7 separate regions of the Homo sapiens genome follow, and all the other regions are linked to region 2. Evidence: chromatin loops called from intact Hi-C (ENCODE). Cell type or tissue: OCI-LY7. All regions are shown on one strand. Region 1 overlaps CTNNA3 (catenin alpha 3). Region 2 has its middle 16 kb from the start of TRS-TGA1-1. Region 3 has its middle 11 kb from the start of DNAJC12. Region 4 overlaps CTNNA3 (catenin alpha 3). Region 5 holds the start of CTNNA3 (catenin alpha 3). Region 6 overlaps CTNNA3 (catenin alpha 3). Region 7 overlaps CTNNA3 (catenin alpha 3).

Evidence for each region. Peaks named below come from ENCODE experiments on the same cell type or tissue, not always from the same donor. Only the 100,000 strongest peaks of a DNase experiment are listed, where the experiment ranks them.
Region 1: a loop joins it to region 2, with 14 times the contacts of the local background. A loop is called at or near these places in 26 of 110 quality-filtered maps.
Region 3: it touches region 2 in a loop (2.4-fold over the local background); 14 of 110 quality-filtered maps call a loop at or near these places.
Region 4: it touches region 2 in a loop (17-fold over the local background); 10 of 110 quality-filtered maps call a loop at or near these places.
Region 5: it touches region 2 in a loop (17-fold over the local background); 94 of 110 quality-filtered maps call a loop at or near these places.
Region 6: it touches region 2 in a loop (9-fold over the local background); 69 of 110 quality-filtered maps call a loop at or near these places.
Region 7: a loop joins it to region 2, with 7 times the contacts of the local background. A loop is called at or near these places in 8 of 110 quality-filtered maps.

What each region holds. Positions count from the first base shown.
Region 1 is chr10:67,519,061-67,523,060 of GRCh38, reverse strand. CTNNA3 (catenin alpha 3) reads left to right here. Exons shown (of 18, transcript NM_013266.4): 5 at 1,100-1,219. Among named protein-coding and RNA genes, the nearest start is that of MIR7151, 120 kb to the right of the region's middle. In OCI-LY7, CTCF peaks have their summits at 1,728 and 1,931 (motif pointing right); a DNase peak (open chromatin) is centred at 1,950.
Region 2 is chr10:67,778,468-67,782,467 of GRCh38, reverse strand. No RefSeq gene overlaps it. Among named protein-coding and RNA genes, the nearest start is that of TRS-TGA1-1, 16 kb to the right of the region's middle. RefSeq lists enhancers at 2,205-2,254, 2,345-2,454. In OCI-LY7, a CTCF peak has its summit at 2,402 (motif pointing right); DNase peaks (open chromatin) are centred at 1,147, 2,367 and 2,807; H3K4me3 peaks cover 1,035 bases; H3K27ac peaks cover 2,005 bases.
Region 3 is chr10:67,846,996-67,850,995 of GRCh38, reverse strand. No RefSeq gene overlaps it. Among named protein-coding and RNA genes, the nearest start is that of DNAJC12, 11 kb to the right of the region's middle. RefSeq lists enhancers at 1,460-1,519, 1,550-1,599. In OCI-LY7, no CTCF peak of the experiment used is centred here; a DNase peak (open chromatin) is centred at 1,515; H3K4me3 peaks cover 1,095 bases; H3K27ac peaks cover 694 bases.
Region 4 is chr10:66,929,382-66,933,381 of GRCh38, reverse strand. All of the region lies in intron 7 of CTNNA3 (catenin alpha 3), which reads left to right. All of the region lies in intron 2 of LRRTM3 (leucine rich repeat transmembrane neuronal 3), which reads right to left. The region is part of intron 3 of LOC101928961 (a long non-coding RNA gene); the gene reads left to right. Among named protein-coding and RNA genes, the nearest start is that of LRRTM3, 5.3 kb to the right of the region's middle. In OCI-LY7, CTCF peaks have their summits at 1,628 and 1,843 (motif pointing right); a DNase peak (open chromatin) is centred at 1,831.
Region 5 is chr10:67,695,376-67,699,375 of GRCh38, reverse strand. It overlaps CTNNA3 (catenin alpha 3), which reads left to right and starts at 3,181. Exons shown (of 18, transcript NM_013266.4): 1 at 3,181-3,376. RefSeq lists an enhancer at 1,432-1,481. In OCI-LY7, CTCF peaks have their summits at 1,349 and 1,562; a DNase peak (open chromatin) is centred at 1,515.
Region 6 is chr10:67,664,749-67,668,748 of GRCh38, reverse strand. All of the region lies in intron 1 of CTNNA3 (catenin alpha 3), which reads left to right. Among named protein-coding and RNA genes, the nearest start is that of CTNNA3, 29 kb to the left of the region's middle. In OCI-LY7, CTCF peaks have their summits at 1,905 and 2,113 (motif pointing left); DNase peaks (open chromatin) are centred at 2,108 and 3,028.
Region 7 is chr10:67,304,631-67,308,630 of GRCh38, reverse strand. The region is part of intron 5 of CTNNA3 (catenin alpha 3); the gene reads left to right. Among named protein-coding and RNA genes, the nearest start is that of MIR7151, 97 kb to the left of the region's middle. In OCI-LY7, CTCF peaks have their summits at 1,648 and 1,853 (motif pointing right); no DNase peak of the experiment used is centred here.

The DNA of each region.
Region 1 (4,000 bases), 260 kb after region 2:
TAGAGTTTGATATAGTAAGGGTCAAATCATTTCCCTGGAAACTTAATTATATTCTATAAAATCTTATTAGCCTGTCTCATGGCATCATAGTCACAGTGGAGTTCTGGTGTGTTTAAGATGGTCAAGTCTCTATCTGTAGAAATCTGTCTAATGGCACAGAGTGAGAATATGGGAAATAAATGACATAAAGAGAGAGCAAATGCAAATGTCTTGCAAATTACATTACTTGACATTTTCAATCACTAACCCTCCAAAGTATGTTCTAATTTATGAAAATAAACCAAGAATCCAATTTCTTGTGAGCTTCCTTTGCTTAATTAATTATTAGTAGCAGACAGTATTCTGTGGTTCGTTGCAATTTTTCACCTTTGTATTTATCTAGTATCTGATTTAAAAAGAATAGGAGCATTCTGATTCAGCAGAACTGATCAGAACTCTCTTTCTGATCATAACTCATCTGCTCATAGCTCATCTGTGTTATAGAGCAGAAATGAATAAATGTTTGCTGAACATGCCACATATGCTTTGATCATCAAAATGTTAAGTTTTCCTTCCTTCTCAAAATACAAGCTCTGAGAGATCTTTCTTGCTGAAGTTTGTTGGGTGACCTATTCTGCATAGATATTATTATAGAGGCAAGCCAGATTCCATGCCATTATAGCAAAATATCGTGTAAGCAACTACATTTTCATAAATTTGTTTGTTTCCATGATTGAAATGTGAGCACTCTTTAATGCTTCCTCATTATGATTTAAAATTATACATTCACAGTGCTTTCTAAAAAATTTTAAAGCAGAAGTATATCCTAAAAGATGAACTTTCTTTTTTATTTTTTTTAAATGAAGTATGCTCTTTTGTTAGAATGAGGACTGAACAGGCTTCTCATGCATGCAGTAATGTTGGTTATACTTAGAATATGGTTTATAACTCTTTCTGTGTCCCTAATTATTTCATTGAAAGATAATTAGCTAGCATTTGTTATCACTGTATTATGAATGGGAGAAACTGAGGCTCATTATCGACTCTTCGTGTTAGCAAGTTGAGAATTTGAGAAAAATCTGCTGCTATCCTAATGATCTACTTTTGTTTTCAATTTCAGTTTCAAAGGACATTTGAGTCTCTCAAAAATGTTGCCAACAAATCTGACCTCCAGAAAACCTACCAGAAGCTTGGGAAGGAGCTGGAAAATTTGGATTATTTAGCCTTCAAACGTCAGCAGGTAGGAGTCAGAGCTCTCCTTGGTGGAGGAGATGAACACTTTAGGCTTCCTGCCATCCTGCCTGTCAGAGGTGCAGGTGGGTCTGAGGAAACTTATCTTCTAATGGTTAGAGCAGATACAGGTTGTGCTGTGCTGATCTGCTGTGTTCATATGGCTTCCCACAGTGTTCAATGTGGTCCTTGCTTTTAGATGTGTACTTTAGGGGTTTCCACATGTGTCCTTATACCTCTCTTAAAGAAAATTCCTGCTGGTTTGTGAAAATCCAACTACCCTTTGACTAGGGACGCTTCAGAGGCATAAAGGGAGTCTCTATAATGGCTTGGCCAGTTGGCTTTTATATTTGACCTGGGGAGAAAAATCACCTGAAGACCAGGATAAGGTTGTGGGTGTACATGCAACATTAAGGAAAATAGTCATAAATATGCCAAAATATGAATTGATCTTTAGTTTTCTTTGATCTTTGAAGATGAGTAATTTGCTAAGTGTGGAAGATTGAAGGAAGATTTACTTTTCAAATACAAGGTTTTTAATTGCCTCCTTTTGTAGGCCCCTAGATAAATAGAGAGCTGAAATAAACTTTTATAGGGTTTGTTTTAGAACTGGTACTTTATAACCTAATATTCATCATGATTAAATGCTGTGTGTTTTGGAGACACTGCCACAGTAGCTCACTACTCTTCCTAGGCTGAATCTGCTCCAGTTTCTTCACAGCCACTAGGTGTCAGCGTTGTCAAGCTTTTACTTCCACCAAAGGTTTATTCCGATCAGAACAGCCAGTTAAATGTTTAAATGAGGTTGCATGAAATTCGGTAATGTGCTCCATGATGGATAGAGTCTAGAAAAATGACTAAATGTCTGACTTGCATGGCCAGGCCTCGAGTCGATCACTTGAGAGACTTTCCTCTTAGAGTAGCAAAGGGTGTGGCATTCTCACCATTGCCTAATTCACAAGTTTTGGATCCTTTTGGATGAAGGTTTTCAAAGCAGAATTTTCTATTTTTAGTTAAATCTCATTAAGTCAACATGATATGGTCTAGAATTACTGGGCCAAAAAGAGAATTGTGTTCTAGGTATTGCTCTATCACAGATGTTACATGGACATTTAACCTTTCTATGGCCTTATTTTCCTAGGGGTTATATTTGTTTTATAGAATGTTCCAGGGCAAATACATTCTTTTTGCAGACACATTAATTTACATGAAAAAGGATACAATGTCCATTTAAGTTTTGTTTTTTTAAAAAAATTAATGATGATCTAGGTATTAGCACTTGATGGTTACTGAGTGCTACTATAACAAACCCCCAGAGGATGCTGCTTAGCGTTCACACCAGAGTCACTCCTCCGGCCTATGCAATTTTTAGTACAGTTTTGTTTCCAAAACCATATTTTACCATGGAGGGGTATTTGAGCTGGCAGGCAGTAGTCACTGTACTCTTCTGTTATCGTTTCTCATTAACACATTTTCAGTGATTGGATTCTTTTATTAGCTAATTGTGAATTTGGAAGAATGTAAATGCCTCAGGGGCAGAAGGGTAGAACTCTGGGAGAATGGCATTGAGGATAGATGGGTAAATTATATGTGCATAAAGAAAAGATGAGCACATGGAGTGTATACATATATGCCTATATAAATCATCTATACTATTTATTAAATGAAAAGCATATGGCACATGGTATGATTTAAACATTTATGAATTGAATCTTTAAATGCTTATAACAATACAGTGAGGTGGCTTTTGTTAGCACCATTTTACAGATGAGAAAATTGTTAAGGAAGTTAAGTAACATGCCTAAGGTCATGGAGCTAATAAGGCGTGAAACTGGGCTTCAAATCTAAATCAAGTCTGACTTCAAACCTGGAGTGTTATGTCTTCTTGATGGGCAGGGTCAAAGGGTCAGAACATCAGCTCTTCTCTAGCTTGATGGGATTTATCTTTTATCTCGCATTCTATTCCTTTAAAGCTCCAAAACCTGATGAAGCACACGCCAGAAAGTGTTTTTCTTCTAATGGAAAAGATTCAGGCCTCTGTAAAATTGCCAGTTTAGCAAGAAAGTTTCCTCTTTATAAGGTGGTATTCTTTGTATTAGAGAATTAGTCATGGTTTGTTCCCTGGTCCAACCATATTTATCATTCCGCACTGGGACAGAACATAAGCTCCAAAAGGACAGGGCCTCGTCTGTCACCTTTAATGCTGTATCCTCTCCAGTGCTCCTAACAGTATCTGACTCATGGCAAATCCTCAGTAAATATTATTGGTGGTGTTGTTGCTATGAACAAAGAACCATGCCAAAAGGTTTGACCTCAGATTATAGGCAATTAAAATCAATGTGTTTTGCTACACATTTAAAATTCAAAAGAGCATAAGCCTTTGGTTTCCTGGATACCAAGGGCTGAGAGATTTTCCCTTGCCCCTATGTATTATTGAGGTTTTCTCCTAACATATTTTATTCTTCTATCCATTTTTTAAAACAAACAGAAAATGCCAGTGTTAACTCTGAATTATGGATGTCCAATGAATTGACTATAATTATTTTATTGGAGTCATCCATTAGGTTTTATTTTCTGTCCCCTTCTATGATATTTTTAACATCATCTTTGAGAGATTTCTTTCTCGGCACAAGATAAGACTACTGGAGTTCTTTGCTCCATTCTCTCACTTCTGTTTTTCTGAGGTTACTGTGCTTTCTTTCCTAGGTCTGAACTTAGTATTTATTTATTTAAAAGAGTGAGTGCCTGCACATCAGCTATTCCTTGGGTCAGGGCACAACATCTCTACATT
Region 2 (4,000 bases):
CAGCTACTAGGGAGGCTGAAGTGGGAGGATTGCTTGAGCTTGGGAGGTCGAGGCTGCAGAGAGCCGAGATTGCACCACTGCACTCCAGCCTGGGTGACAGAGCGAGACCCTGTCTCAAAAAAATGAATAAATAAAAAAATTTCTTTTGGTTTAAATTACTTAGTTTGTGGTTCTTTGTTATGGTAGCTCTAGGAAACTAATACACTCTATCATAAAAAATTAAAAAATAAAGATTAACTACTTTCCTCCCTTAAATTCTTTTTCTTCTTCTTTTTCTCTGCTTCCTCTAAATAATCTAAATACCTTTATTATGTGTAGGTACCTAATAATCTAAATACCTTCATTATGTGTCCACTTTGGGTATGATTCTCTGTTACTTTTTTTTTTTGAGACAGGGTCATAGCTCTGTTGCTCAGGCTGGAGTGCAGTGGTGCAATCATAGTTCTCTGCTGCCTCAACCTCCTGGATTCACTCAATCCTCCTGCCTCAGCCTCCCAAGTAGTGGGGGCCACAGGCATGCAACACCACGCCCAGCTAATTTTTGTATTTTTTTAAAAAAATAGAGGTAGGGTCTCATTATCTTACCCAGGCTGGTCTCGAACTCCTGGGTTCAATAATCCTTCTGACTTGGCCTCCCAAAGTGCTGGTATTATAGGCATGAGCCACGACACCCAGCCTGCTCTGTTACTTTGAATAAGGAGGATGATACAGAACTGAAAATCCAAAAGTGAGAGGTTGAGGGGCAGATAAGGAAAGAGGGATTCTTAGAAAACTAGACAAAGGCATAAACAAGAACCTTCAACTCTACACAGCCTCACCAGGCCTCTTGCATGTCCTGAATAAGCCATGCTCCTTTGAGCCATTGTTAGTTCCTCTCGGGGTCATGAGACCTGGTTTTTGGTCCTAGCACTGCCATTTTCTAACTCGGAGATGGTGGACAAGCTGTTACATATAGAAGACTTGTTTTCTCCTCAGGAAAGTGAGGGAGATGAGTTACATGAGGAAGCCTTCCTTACTGCTCTTACACTGGCTTGGGGGCTCCTTCAGCCAGCACCTGCTCTAGCGTGCATCACACTGTCTTGTCCTCTGCTATCATCTGTGGCTATGGCAAGCCTGGGAGCTCTCCGAGGTAGGAAGTGTATTGTTCACCACAGGATCTCCTCTCTGAGCACCTGGCCTTGTAATGTAGCAGATGCTTAATGAAAGTAGCCAACATAACCACATTGTATTTATGGTAAATCTATGCAAACATTTGGTAAAAATTCTCTTTCAGAGGACTAGAGAAGAAGTCATACATCTGTGTGTATCTGTTTTAACTCTTTACTCTGGGCTCTGCTAGGGACTGTCCTTCCACATTCCTATTTGGAGATCAGTCTCGGAGACATCCCCCTCCTTACTCCCAGCACCAGGGCTTCCACCCTATCCATGCTATGGCGTTGGTTATACATTTGCTGCAATGCCCAGAACTGTGCTGAGGACAACTAAAGTGCTTGTCCAGGTTAGACTTTGTGCTTTTTAGTGCTGAGGGTTAAACTTTACAACTGGTTTCAGAGAGGAAACAAGAAAGTGACACAGTACAATGGGTGTTTAACAAGAACTTGGAAGAAGGATTTTTCTTTGCTCAAGGGAAGACATCAGCACTCTAGATATGCATGTACAGTTGAAGCCCTGGAGAAAAATGAGCCTGGGAAGCACTTCAAACAAATGCATGCTGGTTTCTTGAAGGCATGGAATGAAATTTTTCCTTAGGAGTGATTCCATTTCAGAAAAAACAAGAATTTCAGGATGCAAAGTTACCCTATGATAAATGTATAATCTGATATTATAGTGATTTTAGCAGAGTGTACATCAAGATTTTAGCATTTGGGCAAACTTGTCTTACAAAAAGCCCAGCCCTTTGGGAGGCCGAGGCAGGCGGATCACTTGAGCCCAGGAGTTTGACACCAGCTTGGGCAACATGATGAAACTTCATCTCTACAAAAAATACAAAAATTAGCCAGGCGTGGTGGCACGTGCCTGAAGTCCCAGCTACTCAGGAGGCTGAGATGCAGTGAGCTATGATTGCGCCACTGTACTCCAGCCTGGGCAACAGAGCAAGACCCTGTCTCAAAAAAGTAAAATAAAATAGAAAAACCCCCAGCCATCTCTTTACTAGGTGATTTCTAAGATCTAAGCTTCTCTGCTTAGAATTTTTTATTCTACTTTCAAAGCTTCCCAAAGTAGGTTCTACCTAGATGAAAAGTTGATAGAGGACATGATAAGGAAGTGTAAAGGTTTCTCCTCCCCCACAAAATATTTACATGATCTCCAGAAAAAAATCTTCACGTCTGTAAACTCTGGTCACGTTTCTTTAGATGGCCACAAGATGGCAGCATTGGGCTAATAGTAGCAGAAGACTCCACCTAGCAAGCATTTCCAAGTAGCTGTGATGGTGCAAAAAGACTCCAGATCTGGTTGTTTCTATAACTCTACGGTGTGGTCTGCTATTATTGTTGTCCACTGCAGACATTTCATGAATAAAACCTAGCGGGGCTTGAAGATATCTTAAACAATCTAGCAATTCTGCAATTGCCCAGGCCAGTGCTGTCAGTGCAGAAGAGAAATACTTTTGTTCCCAAAGGGAATATGTGTGTGCCAAGAATCTGAAACTTTTTGCTATCTGAAAGCATTGTGGCCAGAAGTAAGATTGATGTGGAAGCTTAGATGAACATTTTAGGATGTTATGAAATAGGTGATACAACACTGAAAATATGTTAAATATCACTAAATGATGTTATAATGAATTGTCACTAGATGGTGGCCTTCAACAAGGTAGGGATATGTCTGTTTTGTTGACCACCATATCCTTAGCATACAAAAATATTGCCACAGTCTGGGCATGGTGGTTCATGTCTGCAATCCCAGCACTTTGGGTGGCTGAGGTGGGAGGATTGCTTGAGCCCAGGAGCTCAAGACCAGGCTAGGCAACACAGTGAGACCCTCCACCTCTACAAAAAAATTAAAATATCAGCCAGGCATGGTTGCATGCCTGTATTCCCAGCTACTCAGGAGGCTGAGGTGGGAGGTTCACTTGGGTCCAGGAGGTTGAGGTTGCATTGAGCCGTGATCACGCCACCGCGCTCAGCCTGAGCAACAGAGTGAGACAGTGCAGTGGCATGATCATGGCTCACGGCAGCCTCAGCCTCAACCTCCTGAGTTCAAGCCATCCTCCCCCTTCAGCCTCCCTCGTAGCTGGGACTACAGATGTGCACCACTGCACTCCAGCCTGGGTGACAAAGTGAGACCCTGTCTCAAAAAAAAAAAAAAAAGAAAGAAACGTTTCTATACACTGATTACCTTTTCTACCACCAAATCATGATCTTACAGTTTTTTCCACAATGATACTTTTGGAGAATGGGCTGAGAAGGAGCTGTTGCTGGGCTATATTCCCCTTCTCCCTCCTCCCAGCCTCATTTCCCCTGCCACCTCGAATATTCTCAGTATAGATATGCTTTCTATTTCAAGGATCTATACTAGTTTCCCAAAGTGTGATCAGGACAGCACTGCATCTTAGTTGTTTAAAAAGTGTAGATTCTTAGGCTCACCCCACATCTACTGAATCAGAATCTCCAACAGTGAGGTCCAGGGATTGTGTTTTTAATAAGCTCTCTTAGGTGATTCTTCTAATGTTTGAGAATCTCTGATGAAGAAGAACCTTCTACAGCCTTGGAGCCTGGTGGGTCGAGGAAGATACTTCCTCAAATAGCCTGTAAGGTAAGAAAAGAGTGAGGAGTGAAAGTTTAGACCACAATAGACACATATATCTCAGAATCAGTCAGTCAAGCCTAGCTACCCCTAATATCTCCCAAAGTGGATTCTGAACCATTACACTGTCAATGAGGAGCAGAAAGTGATGGGAATTAATTACTGTTATCTTTCAGGTTGCATTTTGCTTTGTATCAGTTATTTTTAATGCTGGAATGTGGGGCAAGTTGGGTAAAATGGGGAAGGGGTAGATAAA
Region 3 (4,000 bases), 69 kb before region 2:
TCAAGTGATTCTCCTGCCTCAGTCTCCGGAGTAGCTGGAATTACAGGTGCCCACCATCACGCCCAGCTAATCTTTGTATTTTTAGTGGAGACGGGGTTTCACTATGTTGGTGAGGCTGGTCTTGAAACTCCTGACCTCAAATGATCCACATGCCTTGGCCTCCCAAAGTGCTGGAATTACAGGCGTGAGCCATCGTGCCCGGCCTATTATACTTCTTATTGTTACTTAAAAACAAACAAACAAACAAACTACTTTTAGAGCAGTTTAGTTTCACAGCAAAATTGAGGGGAAAGTACAGAGTTCACATACCCCATCTCCCTTCCTCCCAGAATAACCTATCAACATCCTGCACTTACTATTCTTAAAAATGGCATTAATAGCATTCATCATCGCACCTGATTATAACTTGAAAACGCTATTTCTTTTTTCATTTTTTGAGACAGAGTCTTGCTCTGTCGCCCAGGCTGGAGGGCAGTGGTGCGATCCCGGCTCACTGCAAGCTCCGCCTCCCGGGTTCAAGCGATTTTCCTGCCTCAGCCTCCCGAGTAGCTGGGACTACAGGCCCCCGCCACCACGCCCGGCTAATTTTTTGTATTTTCAGTAGAGACGAGGTTTCACCGTGTTAGCCAGGATGGTCTCCATCTCCTGACCTCAGGTGATCCGCCCGCCTCGGCCTCCCAAAGTGCTGGGATTACAGGTGTGAGCCACCGCGCCCGGCCTGAAAACGCTATTTCAACAGCCTTTGGAGAATCATTTACGAATTTCTAGGTATTCATGTATTCTATGTCTGACTCAACAGTAACGCCTTTTGACTCATCCGGTTCTTGGACCAGGACGCTGTCTTGCTCTGTAAGCCAGGGAGAGATTTTATTAGGCTATTTTACAAATGCAGGGTCTGAAACAAAAAGGTTACGGTCCGGGCAGGCTATGTTTTCTTTCTACTGGATCTTAAGCTGGACCGGATCAGTAGATTGAGGAGCAGGCTTTAGAGAGCCCAGTGTCAATCTGGAATCTAAGCCCTTCTATCAGAGCGCAAAACTCGTGTCCAGGACCCCAGCCTTAGCGGGGAGCAGGGGCCCGTGTGTCGGGAAATAAGGACGAATGGTTGCAGGCACAGTTTCTGGAACCTGCGTTTTGTGCCTCCTTTGCTCGTATTTGGAAAAACCGCTGGGGAAAGGCGCCGATTTCATTCTGCAATACAGAACTTTGAAGCGAGGCTGGAAGGAAAAACGAGAGGCGGAAAGGGTCAGGTCAGAGTGCGACTTTCAGGGCCGCGCAGAGCCCACCTGTGGGCTGGCTAATTTTCATCCTCGCTCGGAGCTTCTGGAGCTTGTAGCCTCTTGTTTTCCAGCCTTTCTCCTTTTGATTTGAGCTTAGTTTCAGTTTACCTACTTCCAGACTAGGGCATTCGATGTAAAAATAGCACTTACGGAGGGCGGGGGGCGGAGGGGGGGACGGTGTCCCTGAGTATGAAAGTAACTGGCTTGTTTCCGGTTCCTCTGTGGCGCCGTTCTCGCGATGCTCGCGATGCCTTATGGGAGTTGTAGTCTCGGGTGAGAGACGCTTCCCGGCAGGGAGGAACAGGCCTCCAAGGCCTAGGATTGAGCATCGGACTCTCCGTGTCTTGTGTGTGTGGTTCTCTTCTCTTCTCTTGTCTTGTGTGTGTGGTTCTCTTCTCTTCTCTTCTCTTCTCTTCTCCCCTCCCCTCCCCTTCCCTGCCCTCCCCTCCCCTCCCCTCCCCTTCCCTGCCCTCCCCTGCCCTCCCCTGCCCTCCCCTTTCTTTTTTCTGACGGAGTGTCACTCTGTTGCCCAGGCTGGAGTGCAGTGGCGCGATCTCGGCTCACTGCAACCTCCGCCTGCCTGGTCAAGCAATTCTCCTGCCTCAGGCACCCGAGTAGCCGGGACTATAGGCGCCCGCCACCACACCCGGCTAATTTCTGTATTTTTAGTAGAGATGGGGTTTCACCATTCTGGCCAGGCTGGTCTGGAACTCTTGACCTCAAGTGATCCACCCGCCTTGGCCTTCCAAAGTGCTGGGATTACAGGCGTGAGCCACCGCGCCCGGCCTCCACAGAGCTTTAACTCTGTTAAAAAGTTCTACATAATTTCTACTATACGCTATATTCTTCCATACAGAAGAAAAATTATGGGATGACTACATCGACTTCACACAGTTTAAAAAAGTATAAAAGGAAATGAAAATCTTCTTTTGAGTACCTGCCCAGTTCCTCCCCTAAAAGAATACTGTTGCTTGCTTTTTTTTTTTTTTTTTGAGATGAACTTTGGCTCTTGTTGCCCAAGCTGGAATGCAATGGCGCAATCTCGGCTCACTGCAACCTCCGCCTCCCGGGTTCAAGCAATTCTCCTGCCTCAGCCTCCCTAGAAGCTGAGATTACAGGTGTGCGCCACCACTCCCAGCTAATTATTATTAGTAGTAGTAGTAGAGACGGAGTTTCACCATGTTGGCCAGGCTAGTCTCGAACTCCTGACCTCAATCAGGTGATCCACCCGCCTCAGCCTCCCAGAGTTCTGGGATTATAGGCATGAGCCACTTCGCCCGGCCTGCTGCTTGCTTTTTTTTTTTTTTGAGACGGAGTCTCGGTCTGTAATCCAGGCTGGAGTTCAGTGGTACGATCTTGGCTCACTGCACCTCCACCTCCTGGGTCCCGGTTAAAAAAATTCACCTGCCTCAGTCTCCCGAGTAGCTGGGATTACAGGAACGCACCACCATGCCACGCTAATTTTTGCTTTTTTTTTTTTTTTTTTTAAGTAGAGACGGGGATTTCACCCTGTTGGCCAGGCTGGTCTTGAACTCCTGACCTCATGATCTGCCCACCTCGGCCTTCCAAAGTGCTGGGATTATAGGCGTGAGCCACCGCTCCCAGCCTGTTGCTTGCTTTTTAAAGGCAGTTATCTTTAGAAAAAATTACAAGTGCAAATGTACATACTATTAAAAAGTACACAATAGAGATAATACTGTAATACTCTTCTCAAACCTGTTTTTTCATTTGATAGCACTCGTTAGACATCTTTCCATACTTGCACATAAAAAGCTATCTTTATTCTCTTTTCACTGGCAATACAATAGTTCATCCTACAAATAGCATAATTTATTCATCTCCTGCCCTCCTCAACTCCACCGATGAACATTTTGTTGTATATATATTTTTTCCTGTTGCAAACGACGCTGCAGTGGTCCTCTTGAACATATTTTGGTGTATATCCACAAGCTGAATTTGTAGAGACAAAATTGCCCTGTCAAGTATAGATATGCTTTATAAAAGGTGATAAATACACCAAATTGCCAAATTGTACCAAATTACACTCTCATCCAACAATGTATGGAAATGCTTTCTTCGTCATTTCTGTTTTCTGGCATGGGTATTATCAAACCTTTGCTAATCTGAGAGGTGAACAACTTTATCCTCTTTGGATTGATTTGCAGTTTCATAATTATTAGTGATGTTGCACTACTATTTGTATGTTTATTGGTCGTTTGTATTTCTGAAAGTAGTTGTATTTTTGGCTTAATTTTCTTTCTTTCTTTCTTTTTTTTTTTTTTTTTTTCTAGACGGAGTCTCGCTCTGTCGCCCAGGCTGGAGTGCAGTGGCGTGATCTCCGCTCACTGCAAGCTCCGCCTCCCAGGTTCACACCATTCTCCTGCCTCAGCCTCCCGAGTAGCTGGTACTACAGGCGCCTGCCACCACCCCCGGCTAATTTTGTTTTTTTTTGTATTTTTAGTAGAGACGGGGTTTCACCGTGTTAGCCAAGATGGTCTCCATCTCCTGACCTGGTGATCCGCCTGCCTCGGCCTCCTAAAAGTGCTGGGATTACAGGCGTGAGCCACCAAGCCCGGCATTTTTGGCTTAATTTTCTGTTGTGTTGTTAAGCTTTTTAAAATTGATTTGTCTGCACTTGTATATTAAGGAAGTTAGCCTTTTGTCTGTTATGAGAATTATGAAATTTTTTTCTTTGTATATTATTTGCCTTCTGATTTTGC
Region 4 (4,000 bases), 850 kb after region 2:
ATTTTCAATGTGTTTGATAATTATTTGTTTTAGTGTTCGCTGGTCGGTGTCTTTATGTCTGTTGTACATTGTGATAATCAGTATAAAAATCATAGACTTAGATAACATGAGGTGGAAGAAGCTGTGCCTATGTGAAAACAGAAAGTCAAAGACGATGTTCTAGACTTCTAATGATGTAAAATGGGCTTGGGGTTCTGTAACATGGAGGTTACTGATTTCTTTTTGGCTCATGCCAAACATAGAACAACAAACCCCACTCAGTATCTCACTAAGGGCTTTTTGAAAAGAAGAGGTAGTTGCCATTTTAGAGTTTACAAAGTACTTTTCACATTTCGTCCTCCCAATTACCATGAGCAGTCAATAGTACACATCTGTGTTACATATGAGAAACTTCAAATTCAGAAAAGCCAGGAAATGTACCTGTGATGACTTGATTAGCAAGTGTCAAAGGAACTTGAATTTAGGTCTTAATTTCTAAGGCCCGTATTCTACCATGCCTGGCTGTGATATTTCCCTCAAATGCAAAAGAATCATAAATTATTGTTATTTAGATTTTATTGGTAGTATTAAGTATCCAAAATCATCACCAACTTTTGGAGGCTAAAAGAATTTGGGTCCAATTCTGTAGGCTATTATGATTAGGAAAGCAGTGACTTTCACCTATGTATTATTATTATTTCTTTAATTCATTTTTAATTAGAGCTATTTGATACAAACTATTTAACATCCATCCATTTTATTTCTCTTAAAACTTGTGTCATTCAAATTTACCTATATATTCTGTTGTGCTCATTGTTTCCCCCAACTGCCTCTGATTTTTAGTGTAGGTAGCTAGGAGAATACAACAATAGCAAAACTCCGTGGGTTAGCTACAGATCTGGATTCTAATGAGAATCCAGAGCAAAAAGGAATAGATGAAGCAACACAGATTCTGAATTTTTTATTTCTCATGGCTCGATTCTTACTTGCCATGTCTGGAACTCACTTTATCTCAGGCTTCATGACCTGATGCTTGTTTCTGATGCAGTCTAATCCACACTTTAAATAAACGATTTGAGTTCTCATTTTGGTAAATGTCAAGGGAAGAAGAGATATTTCATGCACCTACAGCATCCTAAAACCTCTTGCCAAATCCATGAATCTGACTCTGCATTATCCTTCCCCAGAAGGAGAGCATAATTTCATTATCCATGAATCATCACCTCTTAGACTGTAACATCATTGTCAGAGAGCCTAATAGAACCAGTGTTCAGCTGGCTGAAAAGGGGGAGGGAGGGAGAAAGCGCTGAGGCAAAGCACAGGTCACTGGCACAATCAGCAAACTGGAGAGTTCTAAAGCCGGAAGGGGAGGCCCCCCTCCTTTGACACCTTTGACATATCCCTGACCAGTAAATGACTGATGCTGACTCTTTTGATATAATATTAAAATTTGTTTTTCCTACCTAAATTACATGTATCTTGCTGATGAAAAATATTAACCCCTTTAATAAAAATATCAAAATGCTTAGCCAGCATCGATGAGTATAAGCACTCTAAAATATTTCTTATCTATTCTTATTGCGTTATTACTCGCTTTTCATCTTGGACACTTATTTCTAGCCTTCAGTACCAATTCTATGGCCTCTGTTCCAGCATTACTATAAAAGTCAAAATGAAAAGTATAACATTCAAAAATTACATTATAATTATATTTCCCAAGGAAATGAATTAAATAAAATTCAAATCTGATTTACTAGTCAAAAAACATGTTGTAAACCACGTTTACATAAGGATTCAGGATAAAAAGCTAAAATGTGTGAATAGCTGTGGTTAGTCTAACCAGACACTAGAGGTCACTGCTGCTCCATAGAAAGACAATTTACTGCCTGTCTACTTAGGTAGTTCACTCACCAAATCAAGTAAAAAATTGTTTAAATTCTTTGAAAAGATGTAATGTCAACGTCCTTGGAAAATACAAACTCATTTCAATGCAATATATCTTGCATAAGTATTGCTTACAAGACTGTGGCACTGGGACTATTTAACTACATGCTGTGGTAGCACTATGTGTACTGGGGTTAATAAAAATGGAAAAAAACTCACATGAAGTTTAGAGACTAAATCCCATTTCTTCTCTGTTTTGGTAAAGCAAAGTATTCTGTGTTCTGTTGTATAGTTCAACAGGTCAGGCTTTTTTTTTTTTTTTTTTTAACTGTTGTCACCTTTGAGGGAAGTCCAATATTTTATGTAAATACGTACTAGAAAAATAAATATCAATCACATTTCTCTAATCTGCATGAACTTGAAATACTTATACAAATAGATTTATGATATGTAGTCCAGAAAGTACCATGGGATGGAGGTGAGGCAACAACTTTTGAGCAGGAGACTGGCAGTTGGCGTTTTAAAATTTACAGTGGTAAACTAGTTATTAAATCTACAAGAATTATATATCTGTGCTCAGAAGATACTGAGAATTACAGAAGATTCATTCTCAAAGAGTGAGGAGAAAGAAAGAACTTTTTTCCCATAATTTCATGTCCCAAATCAAAATGAGTTTTACCACCTAAGGGATTTTATTTTCGTTCTTATCTATTATTATGTTTATTAGTAAAGTTAGGCATTAAAAAGTGACAGCTTTCAAAATATTGGTGATTCATTTAGTGTTATATCATATTTTATATTCCAAGTAGCTTTGAATTTTAGGAATGCTTTTCAATACAGCAAGCATATTTTATATATACTAGTAGCACCATGGCATTGAGAATTTGCAATAATTCAAAAATATAAGTATTCCTTGCCTAAATATATTTGGTATCCATCACAAGTAAGGCAGAAGGTTAAGTGAAAAAGAATAGAAATGGGGTTCTTCACTTTAAGACTGCATTTCATTAATACAAACATCTTTAGTACAGATAAAAATGAGGCTAGCCAAAGAAAATTTCTTTTTAAGATGGAATATGTATTTACTGATGCTTTATGAAAAATGTAAAGTTACAACTTCAGTAAAAAAATCACAATAAGCTCAGTCATCCAGTAAGCTGTGAGGAAGTATCTGCATTATTAATCCATTGGAAATATGTGACTTTTTGTCATGAATACATGTATATTCAACAATTATTCATGGGTAAACATTGTAACTAAGATGTTTTTCTGAAGTGGCATCTATTGTAAGATTTAATCAATATCAAAGTACCTTGAGAAATCCACTTTAACTATTTCTTTTTCTTTATTGCTTATAAAAGTATGATTTTAATGATCTGGCATCCTTAAAATTTTATTTTATGGTGACTTGCCTAGATTTTTCCTCTCAGCATATGAAAAACCCCCAAACAATAAAAAAAAATTAGTAAAAATAGCCATTCACTTTTTCTTTGTTGCTGCAGTGATTCTGTTTTCAGAGAAGAGGGACATGGTTAAAGATGTAGGGGTTGGCAAGCCAAATTAAATGAAACAGCCTCAATGTTGCAGTTCCTGATATTTGCTTCTATAATAGAACTGTTCATTTTGGAGGATGAAGGAGAATACAGACTAAATATATCTTTCTAAAAACCTTAATTGACTGTGGTTCAAGTTACTCAAATATGGAAGCTATGATATTCGTGCTGCAGTCAATAAACTTTCACCAATGACATAAAAACATGCATGCAGCTTGCAGATTGCCAACAGGGTCTGTACAGAACTGTACTGATGGATGAGTTCACAATACAGATGAACGCAGGGACATTGTAATGTCAGCAATAGAAAAGCAACAGAGAACTGTCATAGTGTTGGTCTTTTTTCCTCTAAGATTCGTTTTATACATTTATTAAGGTGTTATCAAAGTCGTCCTTTTCAATGAGGCTGTGGGTGGAAGGCACGTCTTGGAATGTGTTCTCTTTACACATCTGAATGAAGTGTCTGTCATTAGGGGACTGGTGTGTGCAGGACATGTAATGGAACACAACAGGGCAGCCTGACAAATTCTGAACAGAACAGGACAGAGCTAAGGATTCTACTAACTACATTAGGGTCTTCGAAA
Region 5 (4,000 bases), 83 kb after region 2:
GACCCTTTTGGGAGTGAAGGGGAAATAAATCATCTTAGTGGGTTGTGAAGTGAGAGGTAAAAACATAGGGGTGGTGGACAACTCATTTGGGAAGTATTATGATGAAGGCACAGAGAACTAAGTAGCAACCACAGGGAGTTGTAGGGTAAAAGTATGTTTTGTTTGTTTGAAAATTTTCAGGTAGAAGTCCTGTGGCATATTTTTGCACTGATCATTGGAGAAAGGGTGATAATGCAGTGTGTGAGGTGATCGTGAAGGAGCAGAGTCCTTGAAAAGGTGAGGGAAGAAGGGATCCAGCACACAAGAGAGATTAGCCTTTGGTAAGAGCAAGAGGACTTCTTGCATTTTAATAGGAGGGAGGGTAGAGAAGATGAGGCTCGGTGTTAGTGGGTTTATAGATTTGATGATGGAAAGATGTGAAACATCTTCCAGATGGCTTCTGTTCTTCTTAGTGAGGCAGGAGAGTTGGTTAGCTGCTAATAATAAGGATGGTTGGGAAGGGAGAGTGAGAAACATTTTTTTTTTTTGTATTAATAGTACATAAGACCTTCAAATCAGGGGCAGATTCATTTAGATTCACCTAAAATACCTGACAAGGTGCCAGAAGTATTTATCACATATTTTTGAAAAAAATGGTTTTAATTATCACAAACAGGGATTATTCCTAGCTTTAAATCTCATTTTAGAAAGGTATTATGGCTGTTCAGAAAATTACATATTTTTAAAGCCCGAACCTGAAATTGCCAGTATTTTGAGATATTATGGACAGATGAAATGGACTCATGGTTCATGCAAAAGTGATTTTCATTCTATAAGGGATTTTATTGACAAGAAGAAACTACTCCATTCTGACTAAAGAACATATTGCACCCTGGAGGATTTATTTTCCAAGAGAGGCTACTGACAGGGATAGAATTATCTTCTTTTTGGAGGCCTCCCTTCTCTCCTGTAATCTTCTAGCTGGCGCCTAACACAGGGCTCTGCATCAAGGGGCTTCTCAATACATCCAATTGAATGACTTTGTTTGGGGCCGGTCCTGATGCCCAGAACGAAAAAACTTACTTTTGATTACCTCGGGAGAATTGCTAGTAATGGCCCTGATTTATTCTCTCTCTTTTTTCTCTCTTTTTTTTTTCCCCAGCTCTTCTACCCTCAATGTTTGATTGCTTGCAAGAGGCATGTGAGCCAAAATTTTAAAGTTTGCAAAGTATAAAGAAAGGAAACAAGTAAATAGGGAAGGAGAATAAATACTGAACAAGACTGGGCAAGGTGACAAGAAAGAACTACTGTGAAAATCTGGAAGAGGGCCAGGATGCAAAATGCAGGGGCTGTGTAGTTTACAGGAACTATTTAGCCTCCAGCATGCCTCAGCGATCACACAGAGAAAGGCAGATTTCTCTGCTTTTGTCTCCTACCCTATAGTTAGCTATGGAAATTTGACATAGGTGATATATGTTTTCTGTCAGCAAACTGATACAAATACAGAGGACCATGGGGCCTGTGATCAACAAATCCAACGTGATTTGAATTGCTAGGAGGGGACCTCTTGTGGCTATAGTGGGAAATACTTCAGCTAAATACTACCTTGGAGGCTGCAGATATTTTTATGAAGGAATTAAAAAAAAACCCACTATAAAAGCTCTTTAAAATTACATTTCAGATATTTATAATATTTAATTGTTTTGATAACACCAAATTCTGTAAGAAGGTTTTATCTGTATTGCATCTCTGAAGAGTTCAGTGTAATTTAAAGCTCTTCAGCTTTTATCCATTTAATTCACATATCCTCTGAAAAGCAAATGAAAAGAATAAGAGTTCTCATCTACATTTTGTAGGTGGAAAGGAGAGGTACAGGGCAGGTAAGTAACTTATTGTGGTTTCACAGCAGGACAAGCTAGGCTTATGATAGAATTTGGATATCTCATCTTGGGCTCAATTCAACAGTCCTGGTTTGGAAAACATTCATTATTAAAGCTCTAAAACAAAACCTGCTATTTTGCAAGTGTCAAGTGATTTCTTTATTCAAGAAAAGATGGATTGAGAGACATAAAACTTACTCTTTGTTTCACTGTGAAAAGATGCTATTCCTAGATTCTCCAGGGGGAAAAAGCTGCTTTAAAAAAATCTGGGGAGGATAGCATGTTAGCAACTAAGAATCTTTAGATAAATATATTGTCAATTATGCCCATTTTAAAGGTAGCTACATAAAAATACAGTTGTTTTGAAGGCTATCCTGAAAATCATATAAAATGAACTCCTTTCATAGTTGATTCTCTGACAGTTCCCAGACCCTGCCTTTCCTCTTGGCTCCCTGAAATTTGTGCTAAGAGTATCTGGAGAGCCAATAAATAAATGCTTTCTTTTTATTTTGAATTCAGCCTTTTAAGAACAGGACTGCCAAAACTCAAACAAGTAGTTCATATTTTAGTTAGCACCTCTTGTTTTAGAAGCTATTAGAAGAAAGTCGGAAAAATGGTAATGTCCAAGGAAATGCCACAGAAGTTCGAGTGGGATGTCAAGGAATTGATGAAATGATAAAGATTGTTTCAGTGGATGTGAAGATATTGAGGGAGAAGATATCAAAAAAAAGGGAAAAGGAAATGTGAAAAAGAATAGTCATAGAGAGAAAAAATAAATTTTGGTGGAGAAGACTTTTTTTTTTGGTGGCTTAAATTTAATAATGGGTTAACCTATTGAGTTTTTGGTAAATCTTCAGTTTAGATTCTTTACTGATAATGATGTGGTTCCTCATAAATACTGGAAGGAGAGAGTGTGATGCTTGGTACAAGGGATGAGACAGGTAATATTTCAGAAGAAGAAAAATACGATCTCAGATGTGACACATGGCCTTGATGCCATCATCTCTAGGGTTCTGAAGACATTGAATTTTACATAATTGATCTTTTGATGTGAGGATTTCCTGGACTCTTGTTTTCCCTGCTTTATCATTTTTCACTTTCAATAATTCCAGCCTTTGGCTTTAATTAGATAGAAGAGGTTCTTCTTTTGGAAAGGAACTAGAGAAATGCAAATCTAAACTTATTCAGAGCTATGTTTGTAGGTCTCTAGGCAAAGTATGTGTCTGGCCTTTTTCAACGAAGTATTTTCAGTAACAAGTTGTCAGTGAGGTCAGTGACTAGCGGTTCAGGATTAGATACCACCCACCCTGGCTTGTAACCTCCCCTTTCTTTCTTATCCTGGGTGAACAACGCTCAGCGAAATTGACTGCCCCACTGTCATCTGCCTCTCAATTTGGTACTCTGTAACTCTGTGACCACCAAGAAGCCTTTTTCCGTCCCCCACAAAGCTCTTTTTGGAAAATTCCCTACGGGAGCTGAATTTTAAGCCCATTTACTTTATAGGAAGAAACAGAAAGGTAAGAATCAAGTTTGTAAAGAGAAGAGCTGAACTTCAGCGAATTCTCATTTCTGCATTGAATTCCTGTGTCTTAGTTATAATCATAGGTTTAAAATTTGGGGTTTTCTTCTGAACTGAGGAAGATCACATTATTGTATGAAATAGGAATGTTTTGACTAGTTATGAGAAACGTAGGCTTTCACGCTAATTTTAAAGTTATAAATAACTTTCGAACTATTGCCAGGGGAAGCTGGTAGCCAAGGTCGTGCTTTGCATTCAGAGAGTTTCTGGCTATAAAAAGCCGATTGGATACTGTGCAGGAAAAGATAAGATATGGCCTGGATGCTTGTGCTTTGGCATGGGAGTGGGGAAAAGGAAGCAAAGATGGAATATGTTTGAAGGGATTTTACTTTCAACCAAAAGCTAATTCATAGTAAATGGAAGATGTTTCAAGTGAGATAATGGCAAAAAGCATTAATTTCTGAATTTAATGTCTATTTGTTTTATAATTGGAAGGAATATTAAGAGGTTGAGGAATGCTCTCAGAACTGTTTGATGACCAGTTATAGTCAAATGAAAATCACTGTATGGAATGATCATGAGATGTAATGATCAATCATGTAAAGAAAAGGTCACTATCTAA
Region 6 (4,000 bases), 110 kb after region 2:
GGAAATTCCAGAAATAACCAATCCACAAGTTTTAAGTGTGTGCCATTCTGAGTAGCACAATGAGATCTTGTGTTATCCTGTTATGTCTCAATCAGGACACGAATCATCTTTTTGTCCAGCATGTCCTGCTGTATATGCTGCCTGCCCATTAGTCACTCCTAGAGGCCATCTAGATTTTCAAATGGACTGTCGTGGCCTAGCCCCAAAGCGCAAGAGTTCTGATGCAAGCATATTGTTATAATTGCTCTATTTTATAATTATTATTGTTAATTTCTTGCCTAACTTATAAATTAAACTTTATCATAGTTTGCAGGTATAGGAAAAACATATATAGGGTTCAGAACTATCTGTGGTTTCAGGAATTCACTATGGGTCTTGGAACACATACCTTGTCTATAAGGGGGGACTATTGCCTATATAAAATATATTGAAAATTCAGATACAGCATATAGTGTATGGAGGCATTTTTGCTAAAAGTAAAAAGGAGTATTTTAAGTAAGTAGTATCTATTCACTGCTTATTCAATCTCTCCCTACCCCTAAGCGTTATCCTTAATTTTTTTTAATCTACAAATAGAATTGAGGCTAATAAGGCCTTTAGATGTAGGTTCTTAAGGCACCTGCGAAAACCAAAAACCATTGAGTGAGACATAGTTCAGGAGAGCCTGTGTCAGGTACCAAACTCAGAGCTGAAAAGTAAAGTAGAATTAAGTGGGTAACTAGAAACAACAACAATAACAAAATTATTTATATACATATTCCAAAATGTGTGGATGATTGGCAAAAAGGATAAGCAAATTACTGGCAAAACTGACTTTTCAGTTTTATTCTGAATAGTGGGTTATCCTATAAGTTAATTTGAGAAAAAAGCCCAGGTATCTATTTTATATTACAGCGAATGTATCTGTTTAGAAAATTGAAGATATAAAATTTCATAAAAGAATATAATTAAGAGGTATCCTATTTTATTTCCAAATGTAAAATATGATATTTACCTGGCTATTGTTAGTTATTACATGAGGAAAGAAACTGCCACATTTGAGTATGAGAGACGATCTTATAGAGCAGTTTCTTTCAATGAAGAACCCAATGCTTGTTTTTATTATTAGAAATAGAATTCCCCTTTAAAGGAAAATAACCTATAATTTTTTATTTTGAATGACAATTGAGGAAGAGAATTAACATTTATTTTCTCTTTGGAAAATTTAGTACTTTAGCATAGAGGATGTGCCATTAGTGGCAAATCTGAGAGCAGGAAAAAGAGATTGCTCTTTGAAATTGCTTTTTCACTTTTGCCATAGTTAACTTAGTTAACTTGATGTTTGTGATATAATTGCATCAAAGAAACAGAAAATTTTTTATCTTCAGCCAAGATAAATTTGTGGAAGTTAATGATTTTAGCTAATTAGATAGTAAAATTTTTATTTTTAGAATAAATCAGGCAAATTGCTGTCCATGTCTTTCCACACTAAGTGAGTGTTAAGTTGTGAAATAAAGAACCTATAAATTGTAAGGGAACTTTGTTAGTCATAATACCGCATGTTTATGAGAAATATATTAATGCTGTAATAACAGGAAGTATATCTTTAAAATTAGTCTGTGGCTTCTAATATATAATGAAAATTTAGCAAATATTAAACAGGGAGTTAAAGAGGTTACAAATGTCATATAATTTTGAAGAGAGATTTTATCCTGTAATTTAGTTCTGTTTTCTTCAGGATTTGTTTTCGATTTTCTAATGGAGCTTAGAATCTTTATGTAAGATTGTTGTTCATTTGTTTGTCCCAGAAAAATTTAGGATTGTGGGAAGTCTTTCTGATGATTGAACCCAATTCTGCTTCTTCTTGGTAATTCTGCCACTTCTTGGTCTTCTAGTGCTTTTTTTCAGAGGATGCAGCTGTTGGAGCAGATAGAGGAGGAAATAATGGTAGTGTGATACAGATGAGAAGCATTAATCTGGGCTCTAAAAGTCAAATTTATATGGGCAAAATAAAATGGGATATTTCTAAGCACATTTACTAAGGAAAGTTGAGATGATGTGTCCCAGTTCCTAGCTGAAGTATAAAAATACATGTCATTGGGTGCAATATGTGGGCTTTCAGAATCTAATAATACCCTCTGCTGGCTAAATGAGGAATTGTGTTTAAAAATGAGTGACTTGGCTTTTTTGTTTGTTTGTTTTTAAAATATGGATGATTGCTCTATTATAAAAGGATTGAGCAGTGCAGAGTATTGTGAAATAATATAGGAAAAAATTGTAAATGTGAAGAATGAAGCCAATATGTTACTAAAATGTTTTCTAAAGTGAAATTAATGTAGAAATATCTATAAGTAGAATTTCTGAATCTTTTGGTCTATATTTTAATCATGAAGTAGGTCATAGGGAAGGAATGCAGTAGGGGGAAAATACGTGAATCTCTGGCCCCTATCCTCAATAACAATTCAGATTAATTCAAGATATTTAAATTACCTTCATTAGTTATTCCTAAATTACTGTTGTAAGAGCTATTGACAAATATATGAAGGTGAGATAAGAACTGCTTTTCTCACCCCACCACTGGACACTACCTGGGTAACGGGATCAATTATACCCTAAATGTCAGCATCATGTAGTATACCCATATAACAAACCTGTACAAGTACTTCCTGAATCTAAAATAAAAGTTGATATTATAAGGAAAAGAAAGAATGGCTTTTCTGTGGATAGCCTGATTTAATTTCTGTTAAAAATAACAGGCATATTCTTAAGTAACCTGAAAGCTTGATCGCTTCAGGGAAGTATCATATAACATGCCTGTTTTATATTTTTTCTTTCTACTTTTACAAATTCTCAAAAATTCTACTTTGGGATTTACAGTGTTTTGGGTACATAATGACCATGCAAGTTGTATTTAGAAGTTGATAGTGGGTAATGTATTATTATTTCATTGTAAATCTGAAAAATAGAATTTCAGGTCTGATTCTGCTGTTTGATGTTACCCTTCACTGGCATGTTGCTTTAAGAGCACCCATCCCCCCTTCTTGCTTGGGCCACTGTGTCCTGTCAGTCATCCTGAAATACACTAGGGTGCTTGTCAGGCTGTTTGCTTACAGATGCATCATAAGCCAAATTGTGAGCCATGATAGTGGCACTGAATTTCTAAATACAAGAAATTGCTTAGACAATTGGTTTAGTATCTGTATATGGGCAATACTCTGTCCTGCAGTAGGTGAGTGGAGTGTCAAACTTTTAAAAATCAAACTTTGCTATAAGGCAAATCCTAGTAATTATAGATTATCTGTTGCTCGGTTAGATAACTTTGGGGGAAATGAAAGGACATTATTTCTATAAAATGGGATGAATAGAAACTATTATGTTGTGCAATTTTTACTTTTATAACTAATTTTCGTTTTAGTAACACTAAACTCTAGACTATTTTATGAAAGCTCCAATTTTAAATGTCTACTTTTCCGAGTATATTAGCAGGCATTTCAGATTTAGATAAAAATGTGGTTCTCTTACACATTTTTTCTTTCACAACTCAGGCAGATTCAATTGAGCAGAGGCTCGAGTCTGCTGTTTATTAGTGGTTTTAAAAATAGCACTAAAACAGATTCTCATGTGCCAATACCCAAGCTATAGTAGTCTTACATCAGCTCATTTAAAAACTCCTACTCTGTAACTGAGCTATTACTATAATGATTGAGTAACTGTATGCAAGGCACTAGAAACTTTACATACTTTAGACACAAAAATTGTACAGCGAGTAGGTTATTTGTGCAAATAATTTAATTGCTTTTAATTAAAAGTTATGGGCTTTTAAACTTAAATTGTGCATGGATTTTTCCCTGTAGTTTTTGTGCGCAGACTTAAATATTTTTAAACAGAGAATTGGTAAAGCAAAAAAGGAGAAACTCATGATTTTTGATACTTGTGTATTCAATACGGTAGAGCATAGCTAAGAGGCAGCAAGAAGTTAAAGTTGTAAGGCTTTATCTAAGGTAAATGAGAAAAGATTGCT
Region 7 (4,000 bases), 470 kb after region 2:
CATACTCATTATGCATATACCACTTAACATTTAGGCTAGAAAAAAAATGTCTCAAAGATGTATGTATTAGTCTATTTTCATACTGCTATGAAGAAATGCCCAAGATGGGGTAATTTATAAAGAAAGAGAGATTTAATGGACTCACAGTTCCACATGGCTGGGGAAGTCTTACAATCATGGCAGAAGGTGAAGGAGGAGCAAAGTCATGTCTTACATGGTGGCAGGCAAGAGAGCATGTGCAGGGAAACTGCCCTTTATGAAACTATCAGATCTCATTAGACTTATTCACTATCACAAGAACAGCAAGGAAAAAACTCACTCCCATGATTCAATTACTTCCCCCCCGGGTCCCTCCGATGACACATGGGTATTATGGGAGCTACAACTCGAGATTTGGGTGGGGACACAGCTAAGCCATATCAATGTAATTCTGTAATTTAGTCTCTTGAATGTTGAAAGGATGATCCAGTAAGTATGTAGGCCAAAAGAGGGGAAGGAATGATAATTAAATGCTATAATGTGCTAGTTTGGCAATTTCCTGTCATGGAGAACATGAATGATTGGAGTTTTATGAGAACACATGTAGGGTAGAGTAGCAGAATCCCACAGGACCTTCTGAGAATGGGGACCAGATAATGTTATTCCTCTTAGTGGTAGTTTCATGGATCTTGACTCTAGCACTCTACCATTAATAAGACTCTTTCTTTTTGTGTGTTAATTCCTAATTCCACTGGTTAATTTCATCCATATTTTTCCTTTATAGGTCCCGAGTGATGAAATCTGATTTACCTAGCCACTTACCACTTCCACCCATTGTACAGAATTTAATGTACACGAGAATTAATGTACTGGTCACCTAATGGCCACTTTGAGATGCTTGGAGCACAGTCTGAGGTTTGGGGGTATAGGTTGTACACTCAGTCTTAGAAAGAGGTGATAGGCAAAGCAGGACTCAATATCTGATACTGACATATCTAGAATACTGAAATTAACCACTGTAGCTTTTCAAGGATAGTCTTCAAATAAGCATGATGTTTTCCTTCATGAAATTAGACTAGACAAGCACTGAATGGGTCTCTGATACTAGTGCTGTGGTTTATATGAATGGGATATTTAGTTGCTGAGGTAAAAACAACCAACCAACCAAACAAACAAACAAACAAACAATTAATCAGTAGCATGTTGTATAGAAGGCAGAGATTCAGGACTGCAAAGGCTTTTCATGCCATCTGTTGGAACTCAGTATATGACGATATGCTATGACTTTTAATCAATTAGCATTACTGCCCGTATAATTTGATCAGTTATTAGATACTGCTTTCTGCTAGTTGACAAGTTGATTTCCTTTACTTTTCTATAAGACACTGAAGAGAGAACCGAAAATGTAGCAATAGAATCCATTTGCATTTTTTTGCATTTATTAATTATTTAATCAACATAATAAAAGATATTTTTTTCCATACTTTCCTGATGAGGAAAATGAAGTCCAAAAATACTAAGCAACTTGTTAACAGCCATGTGTCTGTTAAAGCATAATGCCAGAGTTTGAATTCAGGTAGATTGTTTCCAGAACCTGCAGTCACCCACAATGCATAACTTTCCCTTCTTGATTTTTACATTTTTTTGTATCTTCCTTCCTTTTTATCTCCTGCTCTGAGTCTTTGATAGGTTTTCTCTGTGTGCAAAATGTTTACTTTCACTTCCCATGAACACTTACATTAAAGTGGAAATAGTGTTTCCTCTGGAATACTCTTCCCAGGAAAGCCAGATATGTGAAGGGTTTTACCTTGGATGGATGGGATCTAGAAGTCAGGTAAAATCCTTAATCCTTGTATTTTTTTTTAAAAAAATCCACCAGCAGAGGGCTCTAGAGAGGCTCAGAGCCAAAGCTATCAAGAAAATGGTCCAATGCAGTGTGATGATCTGGGGTTGTGGGAGACTGATGGAGAAGAAATTCTGAGGAGCTATTAGCTGGTAAAATATCATCAGCACACGCATGCTGATTTTTCCTCTTTTTCCGGCCACTCATTGCCATTTTTGAAACTTCCTCTGTAAAACTTCTTTCCAACTCTTGTTCCTGAGGTTTATGGTCCTGGTTTTATTAATTAAGGTTCCTGGATGTCATCTTTAGCTACATGTTACCATTTAAGGATGTCAGGCAGTGTGTACCTGAGAGTTTTCTTTGATTAATAAAGAGCTCTTCTTCAATCACCTATCTTGCAACTTGCATAACTTTATTGGAATATTGTTCATGCTTTTGGGAGTTTATTCCAACATATTATTTAAAAGACATTTTGTGTCAGTAGTGTCTCTTACTCAATATACCCCAATGTCTGGTATAAGAAGAATACAATCCTATTTTTCCCAAACTTTATCTTTTATTAGCTCGTTCTGATGAAGGTTCCAGTTCCTCCCATCTAAAAAAATTAAAAGGCCACCACTTTCCCTGGGCTCTATAATTTTTTTTTTGCTATCAGTTCTTTCTATCCCTGACTGTTAAGCTTTTTTAAAAGAGAAATTTGCACCTGCTTTATCTGTTTCTTCACCTCCTATTTTCTCCTCACTTTGCTTATTTGACTTCTAGTTCCACCCCACTTCTGAAACTCCTCTGGCAAATTTCACTGACTTCCTACTTGTCAAGCACACTGATTCTTTTTCAGACCTCATTTACTCAACCTATACCATAGACCAATATCTCCTCAAACGCTTGTTTTGGGTGTGAAATGCCATAATAGTTTTTCTTGTGTTTTCTGATCATTCTGTTTTGGTCACCTTTGCTTATTTTTCTTTCTGAGCTCAGTCCTGTATTAGCATCCACTGATATCTCTTCTAGCTACTCAACCAGATAGTCACCAGGTCCTATTGAGTCTGCTTCCCTAATCTCTCAAATGAAGCTACTTCCCTCCACTTTCACATCTACCACTCTAGTGCAGGTTCATCCTTTTTTCTTTTTTTAACTGTAATGGTATCCTAACTTATCTCCCCACTTCTAGTCTTGCCCCTCCAATCTAGCTTTATTTATTTATTTATTTTTTTACAATTCACATTGTGACCTTTTAAAAAGGAAAATATTACTCTTCAACTCCCTGATTTAAAATTCTTCCATGATTCTCTATAGATTTTAGCATAGTTAGCATAGGGTACAAGACCCTTCTTTATTTCTCCCCTACATACCTATCTAGACTTTTCCTCTTCACTTTTCACTTTTTACTTTAATACCTCCCATTGTCTCTCTCTCTTTTTTTTTTTTTTAATTTTTTTTTTTTATTATACTCTAAGTTTTAGGGTACATGTGCACATTGCGCAGGTTAGTTACATATGTATACATGTGCCATGCTGGTGCGCTGCACCCACTAACGTGGAGTCTCGCTCTGTCACCCAGGCTGGAGTGCAGTGGCGCGATCTCGGCTCACTGCAAGCTCCACCTCCCGGGTTCACACCATTCTCCTGCCTCAGCCTCCCACGTAGCTGGGACTACGGGCGCCCCCCACCACTCCCTGCTAATTTTTTGTATTTTTAGTAGAGACGGGGTTTCACTGTGTTAGCAAGGATGGTCTTGATCTCCTGACTTCGTGATCCGCCCACCTCGGCCTCCCAAAGTGCTGGGATTACAGGCATGAGCCACCGCACCCAGCCTAATACCTCACATTTTCTAATGCCTTTATACCTTTTTATATATAGCTTCTTCTTTGTACCTCCTCCTCTTCCCTTATCCTCACTCCTTCTGCTTGACTTACTATACTCTTTAGGTCATAGTTCTGGGATGTCTCCTCCAGAAAGCCTTTCTCTGATCACAGAGTCTAGAGTACATAACCTGCTTTGTACCTTGATGAAATACTAATAACTATAACTACCTGCTTATTTTTTGTTTCCCTTTGAAGGCAGAGGACAATTTTCCTTTTTCCTTTGAGTCAATAGCAACTAGCATAACGTCAGACACGTAGCAGATACCAAGTAATGATTGGGTGAGATTGGTTAGCTGATCCTTCCAACACCTCAA